Linked DNA regions of Homo sapiens: region 2 is linked to region 1. A link is a loop called in an ENCODE intact Hi-C map of the cell type or tissue named here. Cell type or tissue: B cell. All regions are shown on one strand. Region 1 overlaps BANP (BTG3 associated nuclear protein). Region 2 overlaps BANP (BTG3 associated nuclear protein).

Region 1 (5,000 bases):
AAGGTGCCAAACCTTGCCTACATTGCCTGTGTGTGTCTTTGCCATCAGCCTTCAAAACGCCGCTCCCAGCGGTGCGGGCGCTCCCTCTCGTGCTCCCTTGGGAGACTTGAGGGTCTCCCAGGGCAGAGGGGAGGCAGTGGCGCTGTCAGTGGCTGTGCGAGGCTGGGTGACTCTGCTAGGCAGAGGTCAGAGCCATCGGCCGGGGCACATTGCCACAGCGGCCTAGACATTTTTGGATGGAGGTACCAGGCAAATTATTTTATTACTGTTTTGAACTCGCCTAGAAACCCAGTTATAGGAATGCACACTCGCTCTCTTTTTTATTAATTGGTGTTGGACACACAGCACGTGGCGGGATCCTAGGGCCCAGGTGTGTGGGGGAAGGTGAAGCCGCTGACCTTTGACCCTTTGCAGCTCTGTGCCGCCTGCCACTCAGTGTGTTCTTTGCTTTGGTGCCAGTGGAGTGGCCGACTGGCTTGTGTGGCTGGTCTCATGGGGCTGAGGGGGTCAGAGCCGCTGGGCTGGGTGTGGGGCGCCACAGTTGTTTGGCCTCTCAGCCCCCAGCCAGTGTCACCCAGGTGTCTCGCCCCATGCCCCATGCTGCATGGTTCCCACCTACACCACATCTGCGCCGGGGCCTCCCTCAGGGAGGAGACTCGAGCTGGAACCAGGCTGTGACCCTGCACCCTGCTGCGTGCCCCCGCCCTGAGACGGGACCCAGGGGCTTGTCCTGAGGGGCTCTAGGCCGGCCCCACCTCACCTGCTGCACTGCCACCGCTCAAACCTGATTTGAGATACTTTATGGGTATTTTATGCCAGAGTTTCAGAGTCCTTTTTTTTCCTTGGCACTATTTCCAAATCTAAGGGGGTCAGCTGCTGCCACTCCCATTCAGAGCCGCTCCCCAGTGCCCAGCCCCCCCTGCACCCCACGGCGCTCACCCTGCCATGCTCTGGCCACCCCTGCCCTGGACGGCCGGCTGCCCCAGTCCTGGTCCTCCACCCTTTCACTGACCTCGCCCTGCTCCACCCCAGGGTAAACCCCAGGTCTCCACTCAACCTGTCAATCTCCCCACTCCATTGTTCCTGCATGGTTACACCCTGAGATGAGGGAACCCTGACGATGCTCCCGGCTGAGCCTTGCCTTCCCGCAGTTACACGTTGCACGGGGCCTCCCCGTAGCATCCACTGTGTCAATGCCCCCTCCGTCCCCAACAGACCCGCCCTCCCCCCACTGTCTGCCTCCTTGTGTCGTCAGTCCGTGACACGCCACGTGTGTGATGAGGAGGTGCTTGGAGTGGCACTGCTCTGCGTGTGGCCACGCACTTCGTTTCCATTTTCACACGTAGTTCAGAGCTGGGTGTCCGACAGAGGTGCCCGAGGTGGAAAGCGTCGTGCACTCGTCCCACCTGTGGCCCCTGCAGAGCTCCGGCTGTGTGGCACGGGCTCCTGAGAGCTGGGGATGGAGGAGGTGCGGGCTTACCGTGTGCTCCTCTGCTGCTCGCCCCAGGCTTGGGTTTCCTGGCGGTCACCTGGTTGGCGTGAACCTTGGGCGTGCGCCAGGGTCCCTGTGCTGTCGTGGAGTGCAGGCAGGTGGGCAGGCGCTTGGGAGTTACCAGTCAAGTCCCTGCACCGCGCAGACCATTGCCTGGTGTTCAGGAGTTTTCAAGGCCTCGGCCTGGTGGGAATAGTTGAGAAACGCTGGTTCAGGCAGCTTGCTTTATTCACAGCCCTGAGACACCTCTGGGACAGCCCCTGAGGATATTTTTCCCGGAACTTTCTCGGGGCCAGGAGTGTGCCTGTGCTGTGATGAGTGGGAAACGCAGTTTGTGCAGGGCCTCACAGAAGAGCCCACTGGTGCGGGTGCTGGCTGCCTCCTCCAGTGGGCGCCAGCTCGGGGTCTGTGGCAGGAACGTGGGTGGCTGCGGATCCACCCAGGACAGAGTGACTGCCTGGGCGCGTGGTGGAACTGAGTGCAGAACTCCTCCCCAGCCCCCTTTCCAAGTGCAGCCTTGCCCGGTCTGTTCCCAGGCATCACTGAAAAGTTACTGGTGGGTTTGCACATTGGCAGGAATGTCTGCTCTCTCTTCCTTTCTTGGGAAGAAGGTTCTCTCTGCAGGGGCTCCACCTCCCTGGGCGCTCTCGTCCCCAGCCTGTGGTCTGAGCCAGAGTCTCTGCGGCTGACAGGGACTTGCTCTCTCTTTCCTGCCCCTGTCCGTGCACCCAGCCCAGCCCCCTGCCCCTGCACCCAGCCCAGCCCAGCCCCCTGTCCCTGCACCCAGCCCAGCTCCAGCCCCAGGCCCAGATGGAGGGCGCTCCAGTGGGCTTGCCCCGTCTCGTGAAACAGTCCAGAAGCCTCAGTGTTCTCATCGTCAGGCTGGGTTCTGAATGGCGCGCTGTCGCTGCGGGACCTCGGGGCCTGTAAAGATCATGGGAAGGGGCAGCTGTGCCGGCAGCTCCTCCTCCTCGGTGCAGCAACTCCTCTCCGAGTTTATTTCATGTCAGCAAAAAGATGGAATTCTTGCCAGCCAGACATTCAGCTCATTGACCTGCCTTTTTCTTTTTTCTTTTCCACTGACAAATTCATTGTTAAAAAAATATAAGGCATTTGCTCATCAAAAACTAGAATTCTGCTTTAAAACCACAGGCTGTATCTTCTAAGGACTTTGAGAGGCCTACGCCCGAGCCCTCCCCTCACAGAGTCCCCGCCTTCTCTCTCTGCTCCCTCTCGAAGAACCCAGGCTGGAGGGAGCCGGAGGGTAATCGTGCTGCTCCGCTATGGACGGTGGTGGCCCAGGAGAGTGCCTCGGGGACCCAGGTGCTTCCTGTATGGACGCTGCCCCCACCTGCTGTGTGATGGAAGCCCAGCCCCTAAACTGCTCCTAACCCCACCCAGGTCTCAGTTCCTCATCTGTAAATGGCACCTGCACCCCAGGGCCAGCAGCCCCTTTGTCAGCACTCTGATGTCAATGCACGCACTTCACAACGCTCTGCTCCTTCTGTCCGTCACCAAAAAACGAACGTTTGTTCCTTGGAAAAGACTACAGTTGACCCTTGAACAACACAGGTTTGAACTATGAGGATCCACTTATACGTGCATTTTTTTTTTCAGTAAAAATTATACTGAGTGTGCCTGCCTCCTCTTCCACCTCCTCTGTCTCTTCTGCCTCTGCTGCCCTGAGACAGCAAGGCCAGCCTCTCCTGTTCCTCCTCTTCCCCCCAGCCCCAGTCAGCATGCGGACGGTGAGGACGAAGGCCAGGATGACGATCCACTTCCGCTTAATAAAGATCCACTTCCGCTTCATGAATAGCAGCCATATTTCCTCTCGCCTGTGCCTTTCTGAATACCACGTTTTCCCTCGCTTACTCTATTAGAGGAATACAGGTGATGGTACACACAGCACACAAAATACCTGCTCATTGACCACTATCAGTAGGGCCATTGGTCAACAGGCTATTAGTAAAGTTTTGGGGAGTCAGAGGCTGTACATGACTTCAGCTGCACAAGGGTTCAGTGCCTCTAACCCTTGTGGTGTTCAAGGGCCAGCTGCACAATGAATTAATCCCTGGGACCATGTCGGGCTGGCATCTGACACCTGGACTCAGAGGGCCTCTGCAGTAGGGGCCGTCGGGTAAAGAAACCCCAGAGTCCAGCAGAACATCTGACTCTGGCCATATTCCTTCTTGTATAGCATCTGTTTGAGACAACAAAATCCCGAGGCAGAAGGTCGACCGCTCCTTAGGTTCATTCTGATGGCTCAGCTATTCGCCCGAGGCTGGTCCCCGAGGCTGGTGTGCTCGCAAGTCGTGGCTGGCAGGGTTGCCAGGCTTGTCTGCAAAGGACCAGGGGGGATGGGTTTTCAGCTTTGGGGGGCACACCTGGTCTCATCACAGCTGCTCACCACGGCCCTTGGGTCATGACAGGCCAGCACGTGGGGGGCCTGCAGGCCTGTAGATGCTCACTGAAGATGGAGGTTCCTAGATTTGTCATGTGGCACAAAATATTTTTTTGCATTTTTTTCTGTCATTAAAAATCATTTAAAAGCCATTCTCAGTTCACAGCTGTACAAAAGCAGCCAGCAGGTTTGCTCTGGGCGCCGTACTTTGCTAACCTCAATGTAGAGTGAATTATACTTCGTATCTTTAAAAGGCTTGTCTTCTAGCATTGCAGGTGAACTTTGCTTAGAAACATAACTATTTTTAAAAGCACATGTAGGTGAAGTCTAGTCTTTAAAAGCACTTGCAGGTGAAAGCCCTGGTCCGGCGCTGTCTCTGCAGTGTGTTTGCGGGGGCCAAGTTTGCTCTGTGCAGTGCTGCTGTTGTCCAGGGCAGGTCCCACGGAGGGGATGCTGCGGCCAGGCTCCGTGGGGTGGGGCACCCTGCGACGGGCTGCTCCTCTTCCCAGGGCCACCGGTGAGACTCTCAGTGCACAGAGTGCGGTTCTGTGTGGAGGTGTGGGATGCATCTCCTGGCCCTCCCGTAGTGGGGTGCAACCCCAAGTGAAGACCCCGTGGCTCATGTCAAGTGCCCTCAGGGCTGGGGCTGCCCACCCGCCTGCCTGGGCCGTCTTGACACCGGAGCTGCCTGCCTGGATGTTGGAGCGCCCAGTGGATTGAGTGGGAAGTGGGCCTGGGTGCTTACAGGCGATGGGGTCACCAGAGCCCACCCAGGGGCCTCGCCTGTCCCCCATTCTCATTCCATACTCTGGGAGGCGGTACAAGGTCGGGAGGGCCAGCGGGGCTCTCTGCCACCAGGACTCACTTCCGCCCATCTTGGAACTGGGCCTCACTTTCCTGCGAGCTTCTGCTGGGTTCTCAGTGCCCACCAGCAGCTCCTTTGCTCTCCCTGAGCCCTTGAGGTCACTCTGCCTTGGGAATGGGGAGGGTTTGGGTCTCAGCCTCACGCTCACGGTCCTGGCTTGGATTTTAGGCCTCAGTGGCACTCTGGGAGCGCTTGTGCTCTTCATGGTTGCCACTGGGATTTTCCAGGAGGCTCTGTGGCAT
Region 2 (5,000 bases), 63 kb before region 1:
GGCTAGAATTTCCTATGTGCAGATCACAGAAAGGCAGGCTTCCCAGGTTGGTTTTTGGAGAGTGAAATCCAAGAATGGAGTTTTATTGTCAGGTGATAATCACGTTGTGTTTCTAGTGCTAGTTCTTTCTCTCCCCAGCCTTCCACAACAAAGCGGACCTTAGATATCCCTTGTGACCAGAAAGTGCTAAGGCTTAAAAACGCATGATTGAAAACTGTGGGTGAGTCTGTACTTTGAGATGAAGCTGTGTTAGCTGCCGCCTGTCTGAACACACTCGTGCTTCCTCCAGGGTGGCGCCAGGCTTGCTGGTTTCTGGGCCATGGTCTGTTCTTTTGTAGAATCTTTTCCTTCAAAGCAGAACCCTGAGCCCTTTGGTTGTAGCTCACACATGTTCCTGCAGGACCTGGAGGCAGCATGTGTGTCCTTCCATCCCAAGTCCAACGTGATGTTTGCCCCTTTCTTTCCAGGGCGCTACCGTTTTGGAATGATACCAACACTTACGTGGTTACGAACGTTAGATCTGTCCCATAGGAATGAGTTGGGATGGAGTGACTGAAAATGTCAAGCCAGTTCTCATGCAAGTGTGCCACCCTAGAAGCTTTATTAACTGGGTGCGATAACAGCTGGTGCGGTTGCAGTCTATTCTGTCACAAGTTCAGCATCCTCAGCCCAGCTGTCCTGTGCTATCCAGTTGTGCAGACAGATCACCAACAATTAGGAAAAGTTACGTTCTGCTAAAAACCCCATCTCCAGTTTATTCTTCCTTAGCATTTGGGGCTCCTTCCCCCTCAGGACGGGTCCCTGGGAGTGGACTATGTTGAATGACTCTTAGGCCTCCCCCTCAGTGCGGGTCCCTGGGAGTGGACTGTGTTGAATGACTCTTATGTGCTCTTACCATGAATGTTGTTGTTTTAAGGCCTTCTTTTTCTTTGTGATTCTTTTGTTCCCTAGCGTCGTCCCCCAGACTACAGTAATACTCAACAATGATCGGCAGAACGCCATTGTAGCCAAGATGGAAGACCCCTTGAGCAACAGGGCACCGGATTCCCTGGAAAATGTCATTAGCAAGTCAGTAGCACGGCACCAACCCCACCTTTCCCTGCCACTGTGCGGAGTCCCATGAGAATAAGTCAACGTCCCTAAGCCAGGGCACAGTCCAGCACACGCTTCATCTCTGTGGTCACAGGGTTGAGCCTGGCAGGCACCGCCCCAGCTCTCTGAGGTCGGGGAGGGCAGGCTGGGCGATGCTGAATGCTGAGTCCAGCCACACCAGGGGCAGCTGCCGCCGGGGACTTCTGTGTCTCGTGCTGGCCGGGGTTGTGGAGGGGGCTGGCTCTGTCTCCTCACAGCAGTCTGTGAAAGCGTTCATCCTCCCACCTAGCTCAGTGGTCCTCACGTCTGTCTGTGCAGAGCGTGTCAGGCAAACAGACGCCCTCTCCCACGGTTGCTAAGTGGTGCAGGCATGTTGAGTTTATGACTTTTTTCTTATACCTTTTTCTCTTGAGACATTTTGAATGGAACTTTGGTCAGAGGTGGGAGTGGACAGAAGACACCGTCCCCGCTCTGTGTGAGGGGAAGGCTGTGCAGTGGCCTCTGGCTGGCATCCAAGCCCTGCTGTCCCCAGGAGTGCCCCTGGGGCTGCGTGAACCCCTGAGGATGCTGTTGCTTTTTCTTTCCCATCTGTGTCTTCACAAAGTTCTATTTGCTTTTTCTCTCAGTCTCCTTTGTGGATTCCTCCTCCTCCAGCTTCGTCCCCTTTCTGTATTGTCTTAGCTCAGTTCTCCAGGGCCGCAGCTGTGGTCGCAAGGGTCTGATACGTGGGGTGAAGGGAGAGGAGTTGGTGATGGGCGGTGAGGAGGTGCCAGGGTCAGCTGTGCCTCAGGGGCTTTGCACTGAGGTCAGCCAGGCAGATGGCCAGTGTTGAGATCAGGTTCAGCGTGGACAGCGCTCTAGAGAATCCAGGCCAGAAAGTGCAGAGTGCAGCGCCCTCCTCTGGGTGCGGCCAGTGTTTTCAACACCCTTTTTTTTGACTTTGCATATAGAGAAATTGTGCTCCTTTCTCCTGCTGGTGCGTAGCAGTCCACGGTAGAGGATGTTGAAAGGGTCACTAAAAAAGGGAAGTAGTAAGTCTCTAAATCATCCTTTTTTTTGAGCACTTGTGGAGGTGGCCTCGCCCTGCTTTGCTAGCAGTGTTCTGTCCTTCCACATCAGCAGCCCTTGGGATGATGGCAGCTCCGATGGGATCTCAGTGGGTTTTTTAAGCCCCGTCAGGGTTTTTTGCCCGTGGGCGTACGTGGGAGTGCTGCTCGCATTGCGAGGGGGAGCCATCTCCAGCGAGCCCAGCAGCGTGGATCGAATTGACCCAGGCCTCTGGGCACAGTTTTCCTCATTTAGTCTTCCCTTTAACCTCGCCGGAAAAAAGACTCTTACCAGCATTTTATGGGATGACTACTGAACTCAGAAGGCAGCATGCTAGGCCTGAGTCCCAGTGAGTATGATTTTACTCCTTTTGTGATACAAACATTTTCTTTAAATGGTTAAGTTTTATTTTATACAGTTTCTTTCAGCCCCAGGCCATTTTCTCCCATGGAGTTTCTATTAATCTTGGTAGAGAGAGCAGTATGGGAAGGCTGTGTGATCCACTGGTCCACACAGAGTTAGATTTTGCGATAAGGAAAGCGCTGACCTTCGCGTGCTGCTTGCGGCTCTTACCACATCGGGCTGGTGTGTTTTTTTTCCCGTTTAGCGCTGTGCCTGGGCGTCGGCAGAACACCATTGTGGTGAAGGTGCCGGGCCAAGAAGACAGCCACCACGAGGACGGGGAGAGCGGCTCGGAGGCCAGCGACTCTGTGTCCAGCTGTGGGCAGGCGGGCAGTCAGAGCATCGGGAGCAACGTCACGCTCATCACCCTGAACTCGGAAGGTGCGTCCAGGGCGGCTTTCCTCGGCCAGAGCGCCAGTACAATTGTTTGTTTGTTTTGCCTTTTAGAAATTTTGTTGTTTTTTAAAGAAGTGATACAGTGGCCAGGCGCGGTGGCTCACGCCTGTAATCCCAGCACTTTGGGAGGCTGAGGCGGGCGGATCACCTGAAGTCGGGAGTTCGAGACCAGCCTGGCCAACATGGAGAAACCCTGTCTCTACTGAAAATACAAAATTAGCCGGGTGTGGTGGCAGGTGCCTGTAATCCCAGCTACTCGGGAGGCTGAGGCAGGAGAATCGCTTGAGCCTGGGAGGTGGAGGTTGCGGTGAACCGAGATCATGCCATTGCATCCAGCCTGGGCAATAGAGGAAACTCCATCTCAAAAAAAAAAAAAAAGTGATACAGTATAGGACAGGCTCAGTGGCTCACACCTGTAATTCCAGCACTTTGGGAGGCTGAGGCGGGTGGATCATGAGGTCAGGAGTTCAAGACCAGCCTGGCCAAAATGGTGAAACCCCATCTCTACTAAAACTACAAAAATTAGTTGGGCACGGTGACAGGTGCCTGTAATCCCAGCTACTTGGGAGGCTGAGGCGGGAGAATTGCTTGAACCTGGGTGGCAGAGGTTGCAGTGAGCTGAGATCGCACCACTGTACTCTAGCCTGGGCGTCAGAGACTCTGTCTCAAAAAAAAAAAAAAAAAAAAAAAGATAGTGATACAGTATAAACATGAAGATTAAAGGGAAAATAACTGTGATCCCACCATTCTGAGATCTCTAAACCTTTTGGGGTTTTTTGGTGCACATTTTATGATTTTATAACTCACTTCTTTCCCCTACACAGTAGAAATCTTTCCACGTTAGTGCAGATGGACAGAGTCATTTTTAGCCAGTTTTGCTTATTTCATCAGGTCTGGATGCTTTCCAGGGATGGCCCCCTCTAACCTTTCGTTATTGAAACTAGCATTGGCCTGCTGTGTTTTCATGTCTCTTGGATCAGTGTCTGGACGTGGGCTCTCAGAGGCAGGTTGCTGGGCTAGAGGACGCAGCTTCCACGGGTTCCATGGCACAGGATGCATTGCCCATTTCCCCCGAGATCTGGAAGGATGTGAAGCTGTTTGTCCTACTTGGACTCCTAGCGGGGGCCTCTCTCCTGCAGGGCTCTGAGGTGCCCTCCCGCCTGGCCCTCGGCCTGCCCAGTGTGCCTTTCAGAGCCGTCTTCCCCTGAGAGCCTCTGTGTGCCCTTCATCCTGTCACCGTAAGTGACCAGATGACTGTCAGTGACTACAGCGTGGAGAAAAGAAAGAACCAAACAGACTTAGCTTTGTGCGTGGAGTTGTAAAGCATGTGTTTTCCTTGCTTACTAGGAAGAACTCAGTTTTTCTGCATCTGCGTCTGAGTTGTTGATTTTTCCTAGCAACTCGATGTTGCTTTGTCTAGTGAACAAAGGCTTTCCTGTTAGGAAGACTCATTACCGTATCTGAAACATTGAAAACAATGTCTTCCACAAAAATTGCTTTTACCTCTAATACAAATTGCTAGGATTCAGATGGCAGAATGGAGGGAAGAGAGAAAGAGACGTTGAGTTGATCTTTTTTTTTTTTCCAAGTTGAGATCTAATTTATATACCATAAAATTGACTGTTTTAAAGCATACGTCTCAGTTGTTTTTAGTATATTCTCAAGGTTGTACAGTCATCACTTCGGACTAATTCTAGAATATTTTTTATTACCCCCAGAAGAAGCCCTGTGCCCATCAACAGTCACTTTCCATTCTCCCAGCCTCCAGCCCCGGCACCCAGCTCATCTCCGTCCTCGTGGATGTGCCTGTTGTGGACCTTGACTCTAAATGGAATCCTGTGGCATCACCCACATTGTAGCTTTTGCCCAGTGCTTTGTTCCTTTTCATGGCTGCGTGATGTGCCGAGGTATGGATGGCCCTCATTCTGTTGATCCATCATCAGTTGATGGGCATCTGGGTGGTTTGCACTTTTTGGCTGTTGTCAGGAATGCTGCTGTGAACGTTGAGGTGCAGGTTTTTGTGTATGTATTAATTGCAGGATCAGGGCAATGGAGTTTTTCAC

What was found. Peaks named below come from ENCODE experiments on the same cell type or tissue, not always from the same donor. Only the 100,000 strongest peaks of a DNase experiment are listed, where the experiment ranks them.
Region 2: it touches region 1 in a loop (9-fold over the local background); 1 of 110 quality-filtered maps calls a loop at or near these places.

Annotation. Positions count from the first base shown.
Region 1 is chr16:88,066,750-88,071,749 of GRCh38, forward strand. All of the region lies in intron 12 of BANP (BTG3 associated nuclear protein), which reads left to right. Among named protein-coding and RNA genes, the nearest start is that of BANP, 120 kb to the left of the region's middle. RefSeq lists enhancers at 2,980-3,039, 3,140-3,289. In B cell, no CTCF peak of the experiment used is centred here; DNase peaks (open chromatin) are centred at 1,582, 1,948 and 2,862; H3K4me3 peaks cover 1,741 bases; H3K27ac peaks cover 2,513 bases.
Region 2 is chr16:88,003,344-88,008,343 of GRCh38, forward strand. It overlaps BANP (BTG3 associated nuclear protein), which reads left to right. Exons shown (of 14, transcript NM_001386991.1): 5 at 952-1,068; 6 at 2,747-2,922. Among named protein-coding and RNA genes, the nearest start is that of BANP, 54 kb to the left of the region's middle. RefSeq lists enhancers at 2,208-2,753, 2,754-3,297. In B cell, a CTCF peak has its summit at 1,987 (motif pointing left); a DNase peak (open chromatin) is centred at 2,068; H3K27ac peaks cover 883 bases.